4 separate regions of the Homo sapiens genome follow, and all the other regions are linked to region 1. A link is a loop called in an ENCODE intact Hi-C map of the cell type or tissue named here. Cell type or tissue: heart left ventricle. All regions are shown on one strand. Region 1 holds the start of LOC105374353 (a long non-coding RNA gene). Region 2 overlaps POLN (DNA polymerase nu). Region 3 overlaps FAM193A (family with sequence similarity 193 member A). Region 4 overlaps FAM193A (family with sequence similarity 193 member A).

The links. A loop is a pair of places that touch in the nucleus more often than their neighbours do. Peaks named below come from ENCODE experiments on the same cell type or tissue, not always from the same donor. Only the 100,000 strongest peaks of a DNase experiment are listed, where the experiment ranks them.
Region 2: a loop joins it to region 1, with 3 times the contacts of the local background. A loop is called at or near these places in 62 of 110 quality-filtered maps.
Region 3: a loop joins it to region 1, with 2.4 times the contacts of the local background. A loop is called at or near these places in 2 of 110 quality-filtered maps.
Region 4: a loop joins it to region 1, with 3 times the contacts of the local background. A loop is called at or near these places in 2 of 110 quality-filtered maps.

The regions. Positions count from the first base shown.
Region 1 is chr4:2,460,072-2,465,071 of GRCh38, reverse strand. It overlaps CFAP99 (cilia and flagella associated protein 99), which reads right to left. Exons shown (of 16, transcript NM_001193282.4): 14 at 4,830-5,000; 15 at 2,467-2,629; 16 at 2,070-2,262. The coding sequence ends at 2,146. It overlaps LOC105374353 (a long non-coding RNA gene), which reads right to left and starts at 2,068. Exons shown (of 2, transcript XR_007057992.1): 1 at 949-2,068. It overlaps LOC107986250 (a long non-coding RNA gene), which reads left to right. Exons shown (of 2, transcript XR_001741551.3): 2 at 360-550. RefSeq lists an enhancer at 1,125-1,624 and a silencer at 2,042-2,661. In heart left ventricle, CTCF peaks have their summits at 1,966 and 2,165 (motif pointing right); DNase peaks (open chromatin) are centred at 2,191, 2,498 and 3,571; H3K4me3 peaks cover 1,191 bases.
Region 2 is chr4:2,217,194-2,222,193 of GRCh38, reverse strand. The region is part of intron 3 of POLN (DNA polymerase nu); the gene reads left to right. Among named protein-coding and RNA genes, the nearest start is that of HAUS3, 22 kb to the left of the region's middle. RefSeq lists an enhancer at 109-1,033 and a silencer at 1,975-2,064. In heart left ventricle, CTCF peaks have their summits at 1,801 and 2,000 (motif pointing left); a DNase peak (open chromatin) is centred at 1,993.
Region 3 is chr4:2,622,560-2,627,559 of GRCh38, reverse strand. It overlaps FAM193A (family with sequence similarity 193 member A), which reads right to left. Exons shown (of 21, transcript NM_001366318.2): 3 at 2,165-2,298; 4 at 983-1,150. Among named protein-coding and RNA genes, the nearest start is that of FAM193A, 88 kb to the right of the region's middle. RefSeq lists an enhancer at 3,052-3,846. In heart left ventricle, no CTCF peak of the experiment used is centred here; no DNase peak of the experiment used is centred here.
Region 4 is chr4:2,629,665-2,634,664 of GRCh38, reverse strand. It overlaps FAM193A (family with sequence similarity 193 member A), which reads right to left. Exons shown (of 21, transcript NM_001366318.2): 5 at 3,496-3,730. Among named protein-coding and RNA genes, the nearest start is that of FAM193A, 96 kb to the right of the region's middle. RefSeq lists enhancers at 3,172-3,671, 3,672-4,173. In heart left ventricle, no CTCF peak of the experiment used is centred here; no DNase peak of the experiment used is centred here.

The sequences.
Region 1 (5,000 bases):
CTCCCAGGCCACAACTTTAGGGAATGGTCCGAGGCCTGCTCCCACCTAGGTTTGTATGAGGAGAGGCCCCACGTGCTCTCAAGCTAGCTCTAAGCGGCTGCTCAGTCCAGGAGGGGGCAGGGGAAGACCTTGTTACCTGCCAACCAACAGTGTTGCCAATAGTACCCTCAATTTGTTAGCTGCCACATCTCCCCTCTGCTCCAGAGGCCAACCTTCTAGGTGAAGGGTAATTCCCCTGCCTTGCCACAGTGCTTGCTTCAGGCACCCATGCAGACCTTCCCTCACTGCAGGAACTGGCTCAGCCCAAGTATGTTCAATTCAGGCCAATGAGACTGGGGCAACTGTTCTTTGTTCCTCAGGCTGGAACTGCTACCAGAGTGGAGACTGAGCTCCTGGATCGGGTACATCCTGAAGTCTGCTGCCTTTGGATTGGCATTATGAGAGCTAATAAATCCCCCTTTGAAACCCCCAGAGCTCAGAGGGGCTTTCTAGGCCAGGCATCATCAATGTATTCCATCAATATCAAATTAAATGGGTTTGGATCACACAACACGGGATATGAGCAATGTTTATTTCTTTTTTTTTGAGATGGAGTTTGACTCTTGTCACCAGGCTGGAGTGGTGCGATCTCAGCTCACTGCAACCTCCGTCTCCTGGGTTCAAGCGACTCCATTCTCTTGCCTCAGCTTCCCGAGTAACTGGGATTACAGGCGCCAGCCACTACGCCCAGCTAATTTTTGTATTTTTAGTAGCGACGGGGTTTCACCATGTTGGCCAGGCTGGTCTTAAACTCCTGACCTCAGGTGATCCACCTGCCTCAGCCTCCCAAAGTGCTGGGATTACAGGTTTGAGCCCCCTTGCCTGGCCAATGTTTATTTCTTTAAATGAAATTTAATCTGCTCCCAGCTGCAATTCTACAGAGATGTGGAAATTCTTCTCCTTACCTACCTGGGTGGTAAAATCCTGGGGTTCTCACAAACTCAGAATATTGGAGTAGGGCTCTTGTCCTTTAGCCTGTTCTTGTCACTGCTGAGATGCCTGCCTTCCTGGTCTGAGTGTACCCTGGGACTCAGCCTCCTCATCTGAGGCACCATCTCCTCTGCAGGCCCAAGGAGGATATTGGGAGTTGGGGAAGGAAATATATCTCCCCTGGACATCTAGCTTATCTGTCAGTTTCCACTCCCCAACCCCTTACTGCTCTGCTCACCACCCCACGGACTTGACGCTTTTCTCTCTTTCCTGGGAAGAAGGTGGCTTAATGTACTTTCTTCTTGAGGCTGTCACCAGCAGGCGTTCACTCAGCAAGCCTGTCCTCAAGGTGGAGCCTTCTGTAGCCCACGGAGTCCCGGGACACTGCAGAACCAATCCATCTTGGTCCCTGCCTTGGGTGAAGTCCTGCCTCCATTGGCCCTGATCTTGTTGGATCTGGGCTGCTTCTGATGCTAGAGAAAGGGGAGGAGGGGGTGCTCCCAGGCGCAGCTCTGGGTTTTGGCCCTCTAGGCCGGTCACATCGCCTCTTTGAGCACCTGTGGCTTCATCAGCAGAACAGGGGCAGGCCAGTTCCTACGTCCCTGGACCGTAGTGAGGATGGTGGAGGCGCGTGAAGGGCCAGTGCAACGTTGGCGCTCAAGAATCCTGGCCACTTCCCCAGCCAAACGTACACTCACAGTCGCCACTCAGTCTCGGGGGTTCCCTAGGTGAAGCCACCTGGATGCCGGCAAAGGGTGGGTGTTCCAAATTTCCACATCTGAAGGGGTTCTGGGAGTTTCGAAGGGGTGCGCACCAGGAATGCCTTATGCTAGGCTGTAGGGAAGTGCTAGGACCTGGGCCGGGGTGGCCAGATTTCGCTTATAAAAATGCAGGATGCCCAGTTCAGTTGAATTCCCGATAAGGAGAGGATACATTTTTAGCCTAAGTTTGTCCCCACGCAGTAACTGGGCGTCCTGCCTTTTATCCGGCAATGCTTTTCTGGGCAGACGGGGGCTAGGAAGGGAGAGGGGTGCGGTCGGGGTGCGGAGGCAGGGGGGCCGGGGCCGAGGGGGGCCCGGCCAAGGAAGAGGAGGCGCGCACCGCGGGCCGCACTCTTTATTGGGGCGGCGGGTGTAGGGGGTGGCCCGCAAGCGGGTGGGGCGCGCTCGGCCCGGCTCAGGCGGCCTCCAGGCGGCGCGCGGGCCCGGGTCCTGAGCCTCCCTGCTGCAGCGCCTGCAGCCTGCGCTCGCGGCTCCGCTCCAGCTCCAGCCAGTGCTGCGCCTCTAGCTGCGCCTGCAGGCCGGGGAACGCGTCGGCGCGGGCAGGGACGCCCCCACCGCCTCCCGCGCCCGCCGCTGCGTATCTCCCGGCCGCGGACCGGACCCGATCTCCCCGCCATCCCCGCCCCGGGACGCCGGTCCCTGCGCGCCGCGCCCGCCATCCCCACCCGGCCCCGGCTTTCAGTCGCCCGGGCTCCTCCCACCAATCCGGACTCACCCGGGGCTTGGGGCGCGCGGTCCGCGGCGCCGACACGTGCAGCAAGGCCGCCTGCCTGCTGCGCTCGGCCGCCCTCTCCGAGATCCTGCGCCGCAGCTGCTGCACGCGCTCGTCCTGCGAGGGCGCCGCCGGGGCCGCCGCAAGGGCCTTCTTTTCCTCCCACCTGGCGGGCGACGCGGCGGGCTCAGGAGCAGGCCGGCGGGAGGCCCAGGCCAGACCCAGGATGCCACCCGTGTCCAAGCGACGCGGGGGCAAGGAGCTACGCAGCCGGAGAGGTTCACCGGAATGATTTAGGACAGACAGCGAGGCCCAGGGGCCGCGGCGCGCTCCTAGACAGTACCACCGCTCAGGGGCTGGAGGGGTTGGGGGAGTCTCCAGCACTTCTATCTACCCTTTTGCTCTTTTTTTCTTTTCTTTAATTTTTGTTGTTGTTGTTTGTTTGTTTGTTTGAGGCAGGGTCTCACTCTGTCGCCCAGGCTGGAGTGCAGTGGCGCGATCATGGCTCACTGCAGCCTTGACCTCCCAGGCTCAAGCAATTCTCCTACCTCAGCCTCCCAAAATGCTGGGATTACAGGCGTGAGCCACGGCGCCTAGCAGCTTTTTTTTTTTTAAACTTAACATTTTTTTAAAAAAGTATTACAGGTGTACTAACTATATGCATAACTGGGGTACAAATGTGAAAGCCTCCTTTGACCTCGCACTCTTCTGTCTCTTGCCTGGAGGTACCCCCTGCTAACGCTGTGGTGCTGTGGCCTGCATCTCCACAGGTACCTGCAGACATGGCCCTTGATCCTTCTGATTGTATGTGTTGTTCCCTGCTGGCTTTGGCGTCAGTGGACCTCACAGCCTTAGGATATTTGCATGTGCTGTTCCCTGTCTCCACCACTCTTGTCTGACTGTCCAGGTCGACCCTGGTGAATTTGTGGCCTGGGGCCTAAGTGCATGCCTGAGCCCGCTCTAACTTTTTTAGCAGGAGGTAGACCTTTGGAGGCACCCTAACACCAACCAGGCTGCGTCTGAGCTCTGCCAGGCCGTGGCCAGCAGCTGGAAGTGATGAGCTGTCCAGGTGTGTGCCACCTTGGGGAGCTGGTGGGCAGCCAGCCCGCCCTGTACAGCACCAGCAGCGGTTGCCCTGTGCCTCCTCTGAATTGCAACCAGAGCAGCGGCCCCTCCAAGGACCAACAGTGAAGGGCTCTCTTCCATCAGCAATGATTAGTCCTTCCTTCTGTCCGCCCCGCCATCCACCACACCTAGTCCCACTCAGAAACCGTCTCCGGAGCCCTGTATGCCAGGCTCTGAACGAGGCTCTACTACAACAGCTGGGCCTCCCTGGGAACTAGGCCAGGGCCCAGAGGCCAGCCTGACCCCAGGACCAGGGGACATGCCTGCCCATGTCTGACCTGGCTGCCAGGGGCCAGCCACAAGGGGCTAAAAAACATCACCAGACTGTCCCCCAAACAAGTAAAAAGGCATCTGTATGTGTGTGCATGCAAACGAGCTATCTGCAACCCTCAACTAGATCCTGGTTTAAAAAGAAAAAAAAAGTTACAGCAACAGTCTTTTAAAAATGTTAGCCAGGCTGGGCTCACACCTGTAATCCCAGCATTTTGGGAGGCCAAGGCGGGCAGATCACGAGGTCAGGAGTTCGAGACCATCTTGGCCAACATGGTGAAACCCTGTCTCTGCTAAAATACAAAAAGTTAGCCGGGCGTGGTGGTGTGTGCCTGTAGTCCCAGCTACTTGGGAGGCTGAGGCTTGAACCTGGGAGGCAGAGGTTGCAGTGAGCTGAGATTGCGCCACTGCACTCCAGCCTGGTGACAGAGCAAGACTCTGTCTCAAAAAACAAAAACAAAAACAAAAAACAGTTGGCCAACAGTCTTTGGACACCTGGGGAAATGTGAAAAAAGATGAGATATTTAGGTGATGTTGGGAATTTTTGTTCCATTTTCTATTGGTGTCAGGGTGCTGTGGTTTATGTAGGACGATCTATTTTTTTAGAAGATGTATGCTGAAGTGTTTAAAGTGTCTGATTCCTGCAACTACTTCCTAATGCTTCTGCAGACATAAATAGCTAGCTGGCTACGTGAAGCACATATGGTGAAAGGTTGGACCCATGAGCTGGGTGCAAAAATGACTGCATCTGGGTCATGGCTTCTGAGCCATGGATGCAGAATTTTGCACCATTCCCATGTGCCTGGAAGTCACCTACTACAATAATAGGGGTCAGGGGAGTTACGGCAAGGGAACTTCCTGGGCAGGAGGGTGGTGGTTGTTTCTAGGAGACCCACCCAGGAGGGTGCAAGGCAGGCTTACAGCATGCTCCCTGTCCACCCAGAGGCACCCTCCCCGAGCCCAGTACCAACCTCAAGGCTGCGGATCTCCCCATGGCTGCACGGCACAGCGAGATCTGCTCCACCATGTTCTGCAGTTCCTGGCTCTTGGTGTGCTTGCCCTGAATGATTTGATCCCGCTTTTCTTCCTCCTTGCGCCGCTGATTCTCTTTGAGCAGGGCCAGCCGCTCTCGCAGCTCCACT
Region 2 (5,000 bases), 240 kb after region 1:
TCTTGATTGAAATACCACAGGGAGCCAAGAAAAAAAAAATCTTGAGTATCGGACCAGTTTGGGCAACATGGCGAAACCCATGTGAATGCAAAATAACAGGCAGGTCTCAATTTAGAAAGTTTATTTTGCCTAGGTTAAGGACATGCCTATGACACAGCCTTAGGAAGTCCTGAGACGTGCCCAAGGTGGCTGGGGGTAGTTTGCTTTTAAACATTTTAGGAAGACATGAAACCTCAATATGTGTAAGATGTAATTGGTTCGGTCTGGTAAGGCGGGACAACTCGAAGAGGGGGCTTCCAGGTTAGAATTAGATAAGAGGGGCCAGGTGCGATAGCTCACCCCTGTAATCCCAGTATTTTGGGAGGCTGAGGCGGGTGGATCCCTTGAGGTCAGGAGTTCAAGACCAGACTGGCCAACGTGGTGGAACCCTGTCTCTACTAAAAATCGAATATTAGCCGAGCATGGTGGCAGGTGCCTGTAATCCCAGCTGCTCGGGAGGATGAGGCAGGAGAATCCCTTGAACCAGGAAGTGGAGGTTGCAGTGAGCCAAGATCACACCACTGCACTCCAGCCTGAAGGATAGGATGAGACTCTGTTTCAAAAACAAACAAAAAGTAGGTAAGAGACAAAAGGTTGCATTCTTTTGAGTCCTTGATCAGCCTTCCACTGAATACACAATTTAGTGAATCTGTATTTTTACATAAACAGTGGGGAGGGGAAGCAATCAGATCCCCATTTGTCTCAGGTGAACCTCAGAGGCATAGAATTTGACTTTGAATAGAATGGGAGGCAGGTTTGCCCTAAGCAGTTCCCACCTTGACTTTTCCCTTTAGCTTAGTGACTTGGGATTCCCAAGATTTTATTTTCCTTTCACAGTTATCTCTGCAAAAAATTAGTGGGGCATGATGGCACGGAATCCCAGCTATTTGGATGGCTGAGGAAGGGGGACTGTTGCTTGAGCTTGGGAGGTGGAGGTTGCAGGGAGCTGAGATTGTGCCACTGCACTCCAGCCTGGGTAACAGAGTGAGACCCTGTTTCAAAAATAATAATAATAAATTTTATTTAAAAAATAAATCTTGAGTATCAGATACCTCTGAGACCTGCAGAAATGGCCCCACCCTGAGCGCTTCCCCCCACCTTTGCTGGAGAACAATGGAGAGCTTCTGTCTTGAAAAATAAGACATGCTCCGTCATTATGTAATAATACTTCAGGAGAAGTTTTTGGGATGGGGAGGGAGAAACAGAAAAAACAAACAAAGTTCATAATTCCCCAGATCTTTTTGTATAGTTATACACATGCATACGTATGTCATTTCATAAGAAATTGTGAAAAGATTCATAAATGTTTTGTTCAGGCTTTTTCTTTTTTGCGGCCCCCTCCTCCTCTCCTGGTCATTAAGTCACAAAATAACCCTGTCGAAAAGTACTGGGCCTGTTACAGTCCAGTCAAGGGACAGAAACCGTAGAGTAATTTGAACAGGGAATGTTTAAGGCATTACTAACTAGCAGGAGTAGCTACCAGGAATAGCTTTAGAGAAAACTCTAAAGAATCCAGCAAGAGCAGACAGGGAGCAGCCTCCCCTGCTAGGGCTGAAGTGGGGTGCCGAAGGAAGGGACAAATTTAGCAGGGTCTCTCCCCTCAAGGCCGAGATTCAGACTGTCAGAGGTTGTGGATGTAGCCCACTGGGTGGCCAAGAAGTTGGCTGAAGTGCCAGTCAGTCTGGCAAGTGGGAACCCACCTATGGGGTATCACTAAACTCACTGAGAAGTTGGTAGGGGTGCTTGTGAAACTCAGTAGGAAGCTGCCCACGGGGATTGACTGAAACTTGCTGGAGGGCTGGCTAGAATGTCTGCAGAAGTAGCTGGGAAGTGGCCAGTGGGGCTGCTCATGGGTGTCTAGTACACTGGTTAAGAGCTGCAGGAGCAAGAAGAAAGGAAAGCAAAGCAAAGCACAGCAGAGGCCTCATCTCTGACAGCGTCCCTCTAGCACCCTCTGCTGACGGAGCTTAACATCGTGCCAGGTGGCAAAGGAGGTGTATTTTCTGTAGGGCGTGGGGTGCAACGAGGGGTGAATTTGTAGCTGAGAGGCGAATTTGTAGCTGGGAGACAGTATGTTGATAACTGGCACAGGGACGAAAGAGATTCTACTCCAAAGGAACTGCAGGACCTAACTGGCCATATACAAGCAGGCCTGGGAGAGTACCTATGGTGGGCTGGGTCTGAGGGTGCTGGATCAAGGCAGGTGGAACTAAGGTTGGATAAGGGAGAGTTTATTTATGCGGGATCACTTCAGAGACACTGGATTTGACAACCCGATGAAGATTCCAAGAGGTGGTGCCAACATACTGCTAGGATGGCTTTTAGTTCCTTGTAGGAGAGGGTTCATACTAAGTGAAGGAGAAAGATTAGAACTGCCAGGGCAGATGGTAAAAGAAGGCATGAAAAGCCAGGAGAGGTGGACATGCTAGAATGGCCATATTGTGGAGGGCTGGGAAACTCAGCAGGTAACATTGTTCTGCAGAAGGGCGCTCTGGATGCTCTATTTACCGAAGCAATAATGAAAGCTGATGAGGGAGTGGGGAGCATCGGCTTCACTGAGAATCTCAGTGGTGTCTGCTATAGACCAGGGCTGATAATAGGAGATGCCTCCTGATAACAGTCAGGGAGATAGGATCCTGACATAGAGGCCAGGTGGTGCTGCCTGTCAGAAGCAGGGTAGATACAGTTCTCGTAAAGTGACTTCAGACCTGGAACCAACTGACTGAAGGAGAGGCCAGGTCCCCAGGAGGAAGGATTATGCAACACCATAGTGAGTGTATATGGCAGTTATTTTTCCTGTCTTTCCGCCAGGGAAACCTGTGGCCATTTACTCTGGGAACTTATACAAGGGGGAAAGGGATACTGAAACATTCATATGATATTGATACCTGGAGACCTAAAGTATCATCATGGTTTCTCCGTCAGAGGCGCAAGGACTCAAGCAATAAATGGAACCTTGGCCCAGATTACACTATAATGGGAGGGCTCACTCCGAAGCCATTTTCCAAGTCCCCACATGTTATTTGGAATGAACAGACTGTTGGAAGAACCCTCAGGTACTGGCTCCTTGGCCTGAGGATGAGAGCTCTCCTAGTGAGTAAGCTCAAGTGGATGACGCTGAAACTGCCTTCCCAGCAAAGATAGTGAATTAGTATAGCAATATGGCAACCTAGGAGAAATGGCAGAAGTTAGTGCCATCCTTAAACCCCTACAGGATTCAGGGCACAGGGTGGTCCCTGTCATATGTTCATTTAATTCACCAGGTAGGTGCTCACAGAAGTCAGATCCTGGAGAATAACAATTGACACCACAAATAGTTGTGACCAAGTTATAGCCCTAATGACAGCTGGTGGGCTGGATGTGGCATATGCAATTAACAAGGCCTCAGGTATATGAAATGCAATTATTGATTTGGTGAACACATTCTTTTCCATCCCTGCAGAAATATTCACTCTGAATGGACAATATAAATTTGCACCTTGCCCCAGTGCTATGTTATCCCGCCACCCACTGTTTTGATGACATCATGCCAATCAGCATAAGCAAGAAATGGCAAGTTTGTTAGCTGTCTTGCTGTCCAAAACATGGGAGATAAGCACACAGATATTCTGGGGCCCACCACAACCATGAAGTTTTTGGAAGTTCAGTGGTCTGAGGATAGGTAGGATATCCCCTTGCAAGTAAAGGACAAATTAGTGCCTTTTTTTTTTTAAGGCAGTTTCACCCTTGTTGCCCAGGCTGGAGTGCAATGGCACAATCTCAGCTCACCACAACCTCCGCCTTCCAGGTTCAAGCGATTCTCCTGCCTCAGCCTCCCAAGTAGCTGGGATCACAGGGATGCGCCACCATGCCTGGCTAATTTTTTTTTTTTTTTTTTGTATTTTTAGTAGAGACGGGCTTTCTCCATGTTGGTCAGGGTGGTCTCGAACTCCCGACCTTAGATGATCCGCCTGCCTTGGCCTCCCAAAGTGCTGGGATTACAGGCATGAGCCACCACGCCTGGCCACCTTTTTTTATTTTTTATTTTTCCCCAAGAGACTGGGTCTTACTGTGTTGCTCAGGCTGGCCTCAAACTCTTGGGGTCAAAGTGATCTGCTTCAGTCTCCCGAGTAGCTGGGACTACAAGTGCACACCTGGCTAAATTACTGCATTTTTAAGAATGAAGCATTAAGAATGAAGATGTTAACTGGTCGAGTCATCCTGCAACGTGGTTAACCACATAACCATTAAGAGTGAACCATAACACCTGATAGGCATCTCTGGGTTTAGGGAGTGGAGGCAGCATATTCCACATTGGGAATACTGCATAGGAAAGCATCCTGTAAGAGGCCTAGGCTGTGAAGCAAGTGGCTCAGCTACTTGGACTTCCAACCCAACAGACCTTGTGATGTTAGAGGTATCTGTAGTGGGGAAAGATGCCATGTGAAGCTTAAGGCAAAGCCCCAACAGAAGAATCTCAATGCAGACTCCTAGAACTCTGGAGCAAGGCAATGCTATCTGCAGAAACAAATTATAAATTTTTCAAAAACAAAACTGTCATGCTACTGGGCCCTGGTAGAGATGGAGCGTGAGGCCATGGTGACATCAAGTGACCATGAGCCAGAACTGCCAGCATGAGCTGGTTCTGTCAGACCCACTGAGAGGTGGGCATGCAGCTGTCCATTGCAAGTTGGAAGTGGCTCATTTAGTACTAGGTACAAGCAGGCACAACCAAGCTTTTCATGTGGCCCAGAACCCATGACATCATTGGTGCTGGCACTGGTACTTCTGACGGGGGCAGCCTTAAGACCAGCTGATGGAGGCAGGAAAAGTTAGAGCTTGGTTCATGGTGGGTGGGCTCTGAACAGCCTGATTTAGGCAGCCCTGGAAGACAGTGCTCAAGGGAAACCCAATGGGTAGAACGTTGGGTGGTGCCCCTTGACTATCTACTTTGTGTGGAAGGAGAAGTGGCCCCAGTGTTA
Region 3 (5,000 bases), 160 kb before region 1:
GCATTCAAAATGTGAGAAAGAAACCCAAATGAGAATCAACCCATGAAATGGCCATCTCAAATAAGTTGCTTTCATTTGAAACATTTCAAAAAACATAAAAATATGTTATGTTGCCGGACGCAGTGGCTCACGCCTGTAATCCCAGCACTTTGGGAGGTCAAGGCAGGTGGATTATGTTAGAGACCAACCTGACCAACATGGTGAAACCCCATCTCTATTAAAAATACAAAAATTAGCCGGGCACAGTGGTGGGCACCTGTAATCCCAGCTACTCTGGAGGCTGAGACATAAGAACAGCTTGAATGCGGGAGGCAGGGGTTGCAGTGAGCCAAGATCACGCCATTGGACTACAGCCTGGCTGACAGAGCAAGACTCCATCTCAAAAAAAAAAAAAAAAAAAGTTACATCAAACTATAAGGAAGAATAAAAATTATGGCCACCTCAAATTCTGTGTGGTTACTGAGCATAAGGTATCTGCTGAAGAACGGCTGCGGCATCATGAGAAACAGCCACACGGCCAGGCACGCCTCAGCTGTCTTGGCCTCATGAACCACAGGCACATACACAAGCTACCCAACCTCACAGAGCCCCCATTTTTTCACTTCATAAATGGGCTAACTCGGCCTTTCTCCTTGGGTTGATAAAGGCAAGAGTGCTTGTAAAAGTACTCTGCATCATCCCTGGCACAGGGGGACTCAAAAAGGAAGGTATTATTATCAGTCTTCACACAAACAAGTGACAGAAACATTTCTTGTGTAATTATACAGGCAATAGCGTTTCATCAAAATCAGAAAAATTCAAGACGTTTGACCTAGGGGGCTCACTTTTGCCAGTTCATCTGCTGCAGTCTTGACAGGCACCAAAGGCTAAGCAAACCCAGCTGAGCACTGTAAGGAAAGCCCATCCTGAAAGGAGTGGCTCCAAGTGCAGCAGGGAGGGCAGGGGTTTGCATGGGGCCACAACAGGAAAGGGCAGTATGTACCTATCCACGAGCTCCTTCACTCCCTCCTTGTCAGGCACCAGAGACTGGTCCTGGTCATCTGCCAGCGGGGTTCCTGCCTGGCGGTAGATGCAGCGCACCGTGTAGCGCACTTCTGACCAGTAGTTCTGCAGCTGCTGAGGTTCCCGGTCCGCCTCTGCCGAAATTTCTCTGTGAGACAACACAGGAAGGTTAGAAAGTCACCACAATCTGCTGCCCTTCCTCACCTAGCACACTGTCCTCAGAGGACCTCCCAGGCTCTTGCACCTTGCCCAGCTCCCAGGAGCCGGCAATCAGGCTGCTGTCAGTGCAGGGGGGTGATGGCATCCCCAGCACAGCTCCTAGGGTGCACTCTGCGTAAGATCTTAGCCACTGCACAGATGACAGGAGCATCTGTGGCTAATGTCCACAATTAGGGTACCCACATCCCCACTGCTGACCTGGCCTTCACCTCCAAGGTACTTAATGGGCAGCTTTGCCCCCACCCTTTGGCCCCCACTTGGCTACATGCATTCCTTCCTGAGCCAGAGCACAGAGCATTTTTAGATGTGCTCCTGGGCTGGGCATGGTGGCTCATGCCTGTAATCCCAGCACTCTGGGAGGTGAAGACGGGCTAATCGTTTGAGTCCAGGAGTTTGAGACCAGCCTGGGCAACATGGCGAAGCCCCATCTCTATAAAATATACAAAAATTAGCCCGACATGGTGGTGCGCGCCTGTAGTCCCAGATACCGGGACTGAGGTGGGAGGATCACTTGAGCCTGGAAGGCGGAGGTTGTGGTGAGCGGAGATCACGCCACTGCCCTCCGGCCTGGGGGACAGAGCCAGACCCTGTCTCAAAAAAAAAAAAAAAAAAAAAAAAAGATGAGCTCCAGGGCTCTCCCCTCAGCCACTGAGAAGCAGCCAGTCAGGCTCTCCCCCATCGCTCCTCTCATTCACTGAGGCTGCTCTTAGATTCTGATTATTTAAGGACTCCTTCTCTTGTTCTGAGGATGCTTCCTAGTGCCAGTTCCTCAAGAGCAACAGTTTTTGTCTTACTCATATGGTTCTTTCTCTCAATAGCGAAGCAACTGCCTTACTCTTGTTGCTGTCTGTCACATTAGCCCAGTTTCTCCGTCCAGCTCCAATATGCAGGTCTGCATGTCATTGTGGACAGGTGTGAGCAACGTGGCACACACGTCACATACCTGCGCTCACTGCAGGCCTCGCACGAGCATGCGGTGTCTGAAGGCAGCGTCTGTGCACCCAGAGCGAGCCTCCCACCACTGCCGGCCTCTGGCTGGGAGCCACCAAGCGAGGAGTGAAGAAGAAAATCTTGGCTCTGTTTTAAAAAGAGAACAGAATAGACCAGTTATGTTAAAATGTTCACGGCATCAATTTTTTATTAACTGTTCAGGAAAAATGCCTTTTAAAAAACTGTAAAACCTAAACATTGAAAAGAAACTATCTTGGCCAGATACAGTGGCTCACACTTGTAATCTCAGCACTTTGGGAGTCTGAGGTGGGTGGATCGCTGGGCAACATGGTGAAACACCACTGCTACAAGAAATACAAAAAATAGGCCGGGCGTGTTGGTGCCCGCCTGTAGTCCCAGCTACCCAGGAGGCTGAGGTGACAGGATCACTTGAGCCTGGGAAGTTGAGGCTATAGTCAGCCGTGATCATGCCCCACTGCACTCCTGTCTGGGTGACAGAGACATTGTCACACAGACACACACATACATACAAAAAGGAAACAATTCGGCTGGGCATGGCGGTTCACGCCTGTAATCCCACCATTTTGGGAAGCCGAGATGGGAGGACCACTTGAGCCCAGACGTTTGAGACCAGCCTGGGTAACACAGCAAGACCTCATCTCTATATAAATTTTTTTAAAAAGTTTAAAAATTAATTTATATTAAATTTAAAAAGGAACAGTTTTACTCCCACTGTCCTAATCAGCACACACAATGACCACCTCAGTGGGCACCTCTGGAAAGTGATATGCCCACGGTTGCCTGAGACAGCACATGGTAGAAACCTAGTGGCCTCTCTGAGCCTTGCATCAAGCAGCCGGGGCAGAGGCCTCTCCGTCCTGGGGAATCCCATAGCCTGCACTGCCTGCTCTGAGGAACAAGGAGGCTTAAGAAAGAGAACACTTGGCCGGGGGCAGTGGCTCACGCCTATAATCCCAGCACTTTGGGAGGCCGAGGCAGGCGGATCACCTGAGGTCAGGAGTTCAAGACCAGCCTGACCCACACGGTGAAATCCGTCTCTTCTAAATACACAAAAATTAGCCAGGCATGGTGGGGCACGCCTGTAATCTCAACTACTCGGGAGGCTGAGGTTGCAGTGAGCCGAGATCGCGCCACCGCACTCCAGCCTGAGAAACAGACCGAGACTTTGTCTCAAAAAAAAAAAGAGAGAGAGAACATTGGGCAAAGACCTTCCTATGTCCCACGCCAAAAGGATTTCACCAACAACAACTAGAGAACACAACACAACCCTAGGTTCCTCCTCCCGCTCAGTTACCCTTCCATCGGCACCAAGGCTCCTTCTAGAAGAGGCCCTGAGAAGGACTCTGCTCCTTGGGAACAGGGGCTCAGGGCTCAGGTCTCAGAGCTGAGGGTGCCCACAGGGTGATGCAGGGTGCTAGAGAGCCTTCCCCAGGCTCATGACAGGGGCTGCCAGCTCCATAATCATTGCATCCCCCTGACCCCCACAGCATGAGGAAAAGAAATACAGTCACAAGAGAGACTTCCAGAAAGGAATTCACCTAAGTCTTGAGTATTGCACTATTCCCACTCTGGTCCCCACAAGGAAAAGTGTGCTCTCCTCACCAACCCCTCCCCCAGTCAAGCATGAAGCCACTGAGACAAGCCCCCAGAGAGACGGGTGGTGGCCTGTGGCAAGGAGCCTGGGGCTCACCCTGGGCTGGACTTGGCAAGGTCTGTTCAGATGCTTGCACTACCCCAGTCTGCTGCTGAGCCAAGCACAAGGAAACTCCCAAGGGCCTGTGGCAGGTGCTGTGGAGTTGGGTCACACAGACACTGGTGCAGGCCTTGCAGGTAAGACCCTGCAGCAGAAAAGCCTGAGCGTTGCTAAGTGGGCAGAGGATTAAGACAGCAGGGGACCGGCCAGGCGCGGTGGCTCACGCCTGTAATCCCAGCACTTTGGGAGGCCAAGGCGGGCAGATCACGAGGTCAAGAGATCGAGACCCTTCTGGCCAACATGGTGAAACCCTGTCTCTACTAAAAAAGCACAAAAATTAGCTGGGTGTGGTGGCGCTCGCCTGTAGTCCCAGCTACTCGGGAGGCTGAGGCAGGAGAATTGCTTGAACCCGAAGGCAGAGCTTGCAGTGAGCCGAGATCGCGCCACCGCACTCCAGCCTGGTGACAAAGCAAGACTCCGTCTCAAAAAAAAAAGACAGCAGGGGACCCAGCTCAGCTGCCGCCAGCACACAGGAGGGTAAGAGCTTGTGTCATCCTGAAAGAATCCCACCCCAAATAGGTCCTGCTGGGGAAGCAGACCCCAGAATTACACCATGAGGGAAGGGGGGCAGAGTGCGGGACAGCAGTGGTAGGGGGTTGGGGGCAGGCTGGTTGTGTCACACAGTTTCCACTAGACAGTCCAGCACGAAGTCCCTACCAAGGTCTCAGAAGTGCCCAAAGGTCTGAATGTTTTGCTCTGTTCTGAATGTTTGTGCCCCCGCCCGCCCCCGTTCATAAGTTGAAATTTTAACCCCTAAGGTAATGTATCAGGAAGTAGGGCCTTTAGGTGGTGATTAGGTCATGAGGTCGGAGTCTTCGTGAATGGAATTAGTGTCCTTTTATAAAGAAGGCCCCAGAGAGCTGCCACATCCTTCCACCGCACGAGGACAGAGAGAGGGCACCAGCTATGAACCAAAGCTTGGCCCTTCCCAGGCACCAATCTGCCAGCACCTTGATCTTAGACCTTCCAGCCCTCCAGACTATAAGATATAAATGTCCGCTGTTTACAAGCAGCTTAGCCCATGGCATTTTGTTGCAGCAGCCTGAGCATGCTA
Region 4 (5,000 bases), 170 kb before region 1:
TATCATCTCTAAAAAAAGTTTTTGTTTCTAGTTTTGATATTTTTTCAAATCTGAATTATCATTCTTTAGAGTATTAATCCTTAACTCCCAATTTCAAACTTTTACAAAGCTTCTTTAAGCACAGTTAACAAAGTTACTCTATATTCTTTTTTGAAAATTTAAATATCTTTGTTATGTGATTCTGTCTACTGCTTCTGCTGGCTTTTAACTGTGCTGTCATGAACCTTGTGTTTTATGACTTTTTTTACTGTGAGCTGCTCATTTGGGGGGATTTTATCTATTCGAATTCTCTGAGGTCAGATTGAAGGTTTCCAGAGGTGATCTGCATGCTGCCTGACTTTACCAGCAATCCTGGACCACTGTAAAGTAACTTCCAGGCTTGGGCTGTTCATACCACACCAACATTTATTCACACTCCAGCTCATGTGGCAGCTGGCTGACAGCTACCAAGTCTCTGGGAAGCTGTACTCCCTGCATCTCCACCCCAAGGCCACGAGAGCTGCAGATCCCTGCTGTCCCTTTCGGTGCTCGGAGTTTCCACTTCAACCTTACTAGTGTCGTCACTTACAGTCCCAGCATTATGTGCAGACCCCATCCTGGGCTAGGTTGTCTCTTGTCTCCCAGGATCAGAAGAAATACCCACAGCAAATGCTGACTTTCAAGCCCATGTATTTCTCAGGATTCCAGCTTTCAATTGGTTTTTCACCACTACGACTTACTCCCTTTCATGCCATCTCAGCCATACACTTTAAAAGATTTCATCTTTTTTTTGAGACGGAGTTTTGCTCTTGTTGCCCAGGCTGGAGTGCAGCGGCCCCATCTCGGCTCACTGCAACCTCCACCTCCCAGGTTCAAGCAATTCTCCTGCCTCAGCCTCCCAAGTAGCTGGGATTATAGGCGCGTGCCACCACGCCAGGCTAATTTTTTGCATTTTTAGTAGAGACGGGGTTTCATCACGTTGGCCAGGCTGGTCTCTAACTCCTGACCTCAGGTGATCCAACCACCTCGGCCTCCCAAAGTGCTGGGATTATAGCCGTAAGCCACCACGCCTGGCTTATTTTTTTATTATCTAGTAAATTCAGTTGTTTCCCTTGGAGGAAGGAATAGTTAAGGGTATCTAGTCTGCTGGACCCCTAGAAATCAATGTGGGTATTTCTATGTGTAAAGGAAGTGAAAAAAGACACTAATCAAACAGCTTCTGGGTGTATGCATTTTTTTCAAGCCACAAGAAATTATTTCTTTTTTATTTTGTTTTGTTTTGTGTGTGAGACAGAGTCTCGCTCTGTTGCCCAGACTGGAGTGCACTGGCACAATCTTGGCTCAATGCAACCTCTGCCTCCCGGGTTCAAGTGATTCTCCTGCCTCAGCCTCCCGAGTAGCTGGGACTACAGGCGCCCGCCACCATGCCCGGCTAATTTTTGTTATTTTTAGTAGAGACGGGGTTTCATCATATTGGCCAGGCTGGTCTTGAACTCCTGACCTCAGGTGATCTGCCTGCCTCGGCCTCCCAAAGTGCTGGAATTACAGGCGTGAGCCACCGCACCCGGCCTCAAGCCACAAGAAATTATTTCTATGTCAACTGCTAGGAATTTGCTCTAATAAATATGGTTCAAATTAATTTTTGTCAGCTTCATAAAACAGTATCCTACAGTAACTATCTGAGGAGGTGCAGACCTCGCCAGCATTTTCTGGAGAGCAGCAACAGCTGCTGTCTTCACTACCAGAGTCTCTCTGGGCACCAGGTTTAGGTGGGCTGGAGAGCATCCTTCTTAACCTGAGCCAGTGTTCTTGTAGAAGACAGAGGAGGGGCTCTGGATTTGAACCTCTGAAGGGCAGGCAGACTCTCAGGTAGAGACGGGGAGGCTGTGCTGCGAGAGATGCCAGAGGAAGGACGAGGTACCAGAAGGAAGCCTGGTGGCACTACCCAGTGGACTCAGACCTTGAAACAGGATAACTGCCCCCCTGCCCCACCCCCACCCCTCACCCTACCCATTCACCTCGCTACCTCTTCTCAGAATAGATACCTCCCCATGGCTTGGCGCAGTGAAGCTTGAGGAAGTCTGTGAACCCCCTGAAATGACTTACAATTACATGTATGTAATTTTTTCTTTTCTTTTTGAGATAGGATCTCACTCTATTCCCAAGCTGGAGTACACTGGCTCACCACAGCCTCAACCCTGAGCTCAAATGATCCTCTTGCCTCACAGCCTCTTGAGTAGCATGCGTCATCACGCCTGGTTAATTTAATTTTAAATTTTTTTGGTATAGGTGGGGTCTCCCCATGTTGCCTAGGCTAGTCTCAAGCTCCTGGGCTCAAGTGATCCTCCCACTTTGGCTTCCCAAAGTGCGAGGATTACAGGTATGAGCCACCACACCCGGGCTGTATGTAAATTTTTCTAAGAGGGTCCATCAACTTGAGAATCAGATAAAGACCAAGGCCAATGCTTACTGTATTTGTTTCAAAATGTAGGTTTACCACTAAGAAAGCACCCAAAACTGATGCTCAGCCCTCTCGCCATGTGATGCCCTGTACCACCTTTGGACTCTGTTCAGAGTCCAAGTCCCCACCTGCAAGAAAGCTCTCACCAGATGTGGCCCCTCAAACTTAGACTTCTCAGCCTTCCTAACCATGAGAAATAAATTCCTTTTCTTTATTAAAAGAAAGAAAGCACCCAAAACTAGCACCCAAATACAGTTAAGTATTATTTAATAATAAAGTTTAAGTGATGAAAAACTCCATAGACTATTAGTAACAGTCAAGGAAGCTTTGAGGGCTTGTCTCTGGTCTCCTTCCAAAGCGTGGGGGCACTGAGGCTGTTGAGGATTGACCGCAGCCTACTTGTAACCATATTTCTATACCATGCTCCTTCCACCCAATGTAGTGATTCCTCTTTTGAGGCAACCGGACCCATCTGTGTGTCTCTTTTGTTAGGACTGTCAGATCCCCATTGGCAAGGATGGTGATAGGGCCTGTCTTGAGACTGCAAGCAGATCCTTAACTCAGTGCTGGCTTGCTGAGTGCATGCATGCCTGCATGAATGAATGAACGCCACTGGGCGGTAAACAAGCTGTTCTCTACAGCCTTCATGCTCTTCATGGGCATTTCACCTAATACCAGCTCTGTCTACAGCAACGAAAGAATGAACAACCTAAGTAAGACACCGGAGATTTCTCTGTCTCCTTATAAAGGCACACATCAGTGCTCCCCTCACACTGCCCCCATGCCTCGTTCCCTGGGCCTCAAGGTCCTCCAAACAGTACTACCATGAGGTGTCACCTGCTTATCAATCCACCCAATGCTTTTATCCAGTGGCAAAGTCCAGAGGAAAGACAAAGAGGAGAGGAAACAGGTCCTCTCCCGTAGAGAAGAGGGGCCTATCACAGTGTGTGGGGGTGTGACAGCGAGGTCGGCACACATGCGTGAGAAGCTTCCTCTTGCCACATGCTTCTCTTCAGCTCATCCAAACAGAAAGAAAAACACGTTTTCTCTCTTACCAGAGTGCCAAGGAAGGTGCTGATGGAGCGTGCGGCCTGGCAGAGGGCGCCGTACTCCTCAAGCAGGAGGGAGATGAACTGGTGCGCTTGCGGCGGGCCCTGCAGGCCAGATGGTGCCTTCACCTTGGCCGCAGCCGACAGCTGCCGGAGCAGGCGGACCTTCATCTCCAGCACATACTCTCGAGCTTGCTGTTCCAGACGCTGGTACAGCTGGTAGGGGTCCCTCTCGCAGAGCCTGCACAGAGAAGAGGGTCACCAGGGCCTGCCCACCAGGGCCCATGGGTGCTCTGATGTCAGTGAGCATCTTTTCTGAAGCCCTTCCACAGGTGGCCACCTCTAGATGACCACACAGTCACCTTCCTCATAACCACCTGTGAGAAGCACAATCACCCCACCTAATGGATGGGGAATCCGGGGCACAGAGTGTCACTAGGGAACAGCAAGTGACATTTATTGAGCTTTCTCTGTACAGCACTGTCCGTGCACGTGCACTAATTCAGTTCGCTGTGTGTGGGTTCAGTGCCTGCTTTACAGAGGGGACATTTTGGCCCACACAGGTTGGGTGACTTGCGTAAACTCACACAGCTGGAAGAGCACGCTACCACTTCTCAGCAGCTGGCCCCAGACAACATGCTCAGACACGAGGCTGGGGACAACTCTTTTAAAGGCTTATATGTTAACAAGTAAAAAGCACTGATCCCAGGAGAGGTGCCACCTGGCTGCAGATCTGCGGCAGCCTGCTCTTTCCTTCTTTCTAGAAGTTCAGTGTACAATCCAAATGGGTTTGTATTAGGCTTATCAAAAGAGGAAACTTTAGACACAGTTTATCTTTTTTTTTTAACAATTATCCCACCAAAAAAGCAATAAAGGTGTGTAAAATAAAATTTGTAGGCTGAAGAGTAGGAAAAAAAAAATACATGCAACATGACTAAGCCACAAATGCAATGAGCATTTTCATGAATTTCAGGCCAAACTTTGGGATAATCCATTATTTTTGACACAAATGTGTATGATAATCCACATTTTTTTTTTTTTTTTGAGATGGAGTCTCACTCTGTCGCCCAGGCTGGAGTGCAATGGTGTGATCTCGGCTCACTGCAAGCTCCACCTCCTGGGTTCACACAGTTCTCCTGCCTCAGCCTCCCGAATAGCTGGGACTACAGGTGCCCGCCACCACGCCCGGCTAATTTTTTGTATTTTTAGTAGAGACGGGGTTTCACCATGTTAGCCAGGATGGTCCCGATCTCCTGACCTTGTGATCCGCCCGCCTTGGCCTCTCAAAGTACTGGGACTTACAGGCGTGAGCCACCGCACCCGGCCGATAATGCACATTTTAAAACGTATTCTACAGTACTGGCATTGCTATGGTTAAATTTAATTGTATTTTAATCCAGGAGCCTCTAGATGGAAACCTAAAACCACTGATGTAATAATAAAAATTCGTCCATAACCCATCACCAGGAGAAACCAGTTTGAGTTCATCACTCTAACAGAAATGAGTTGTA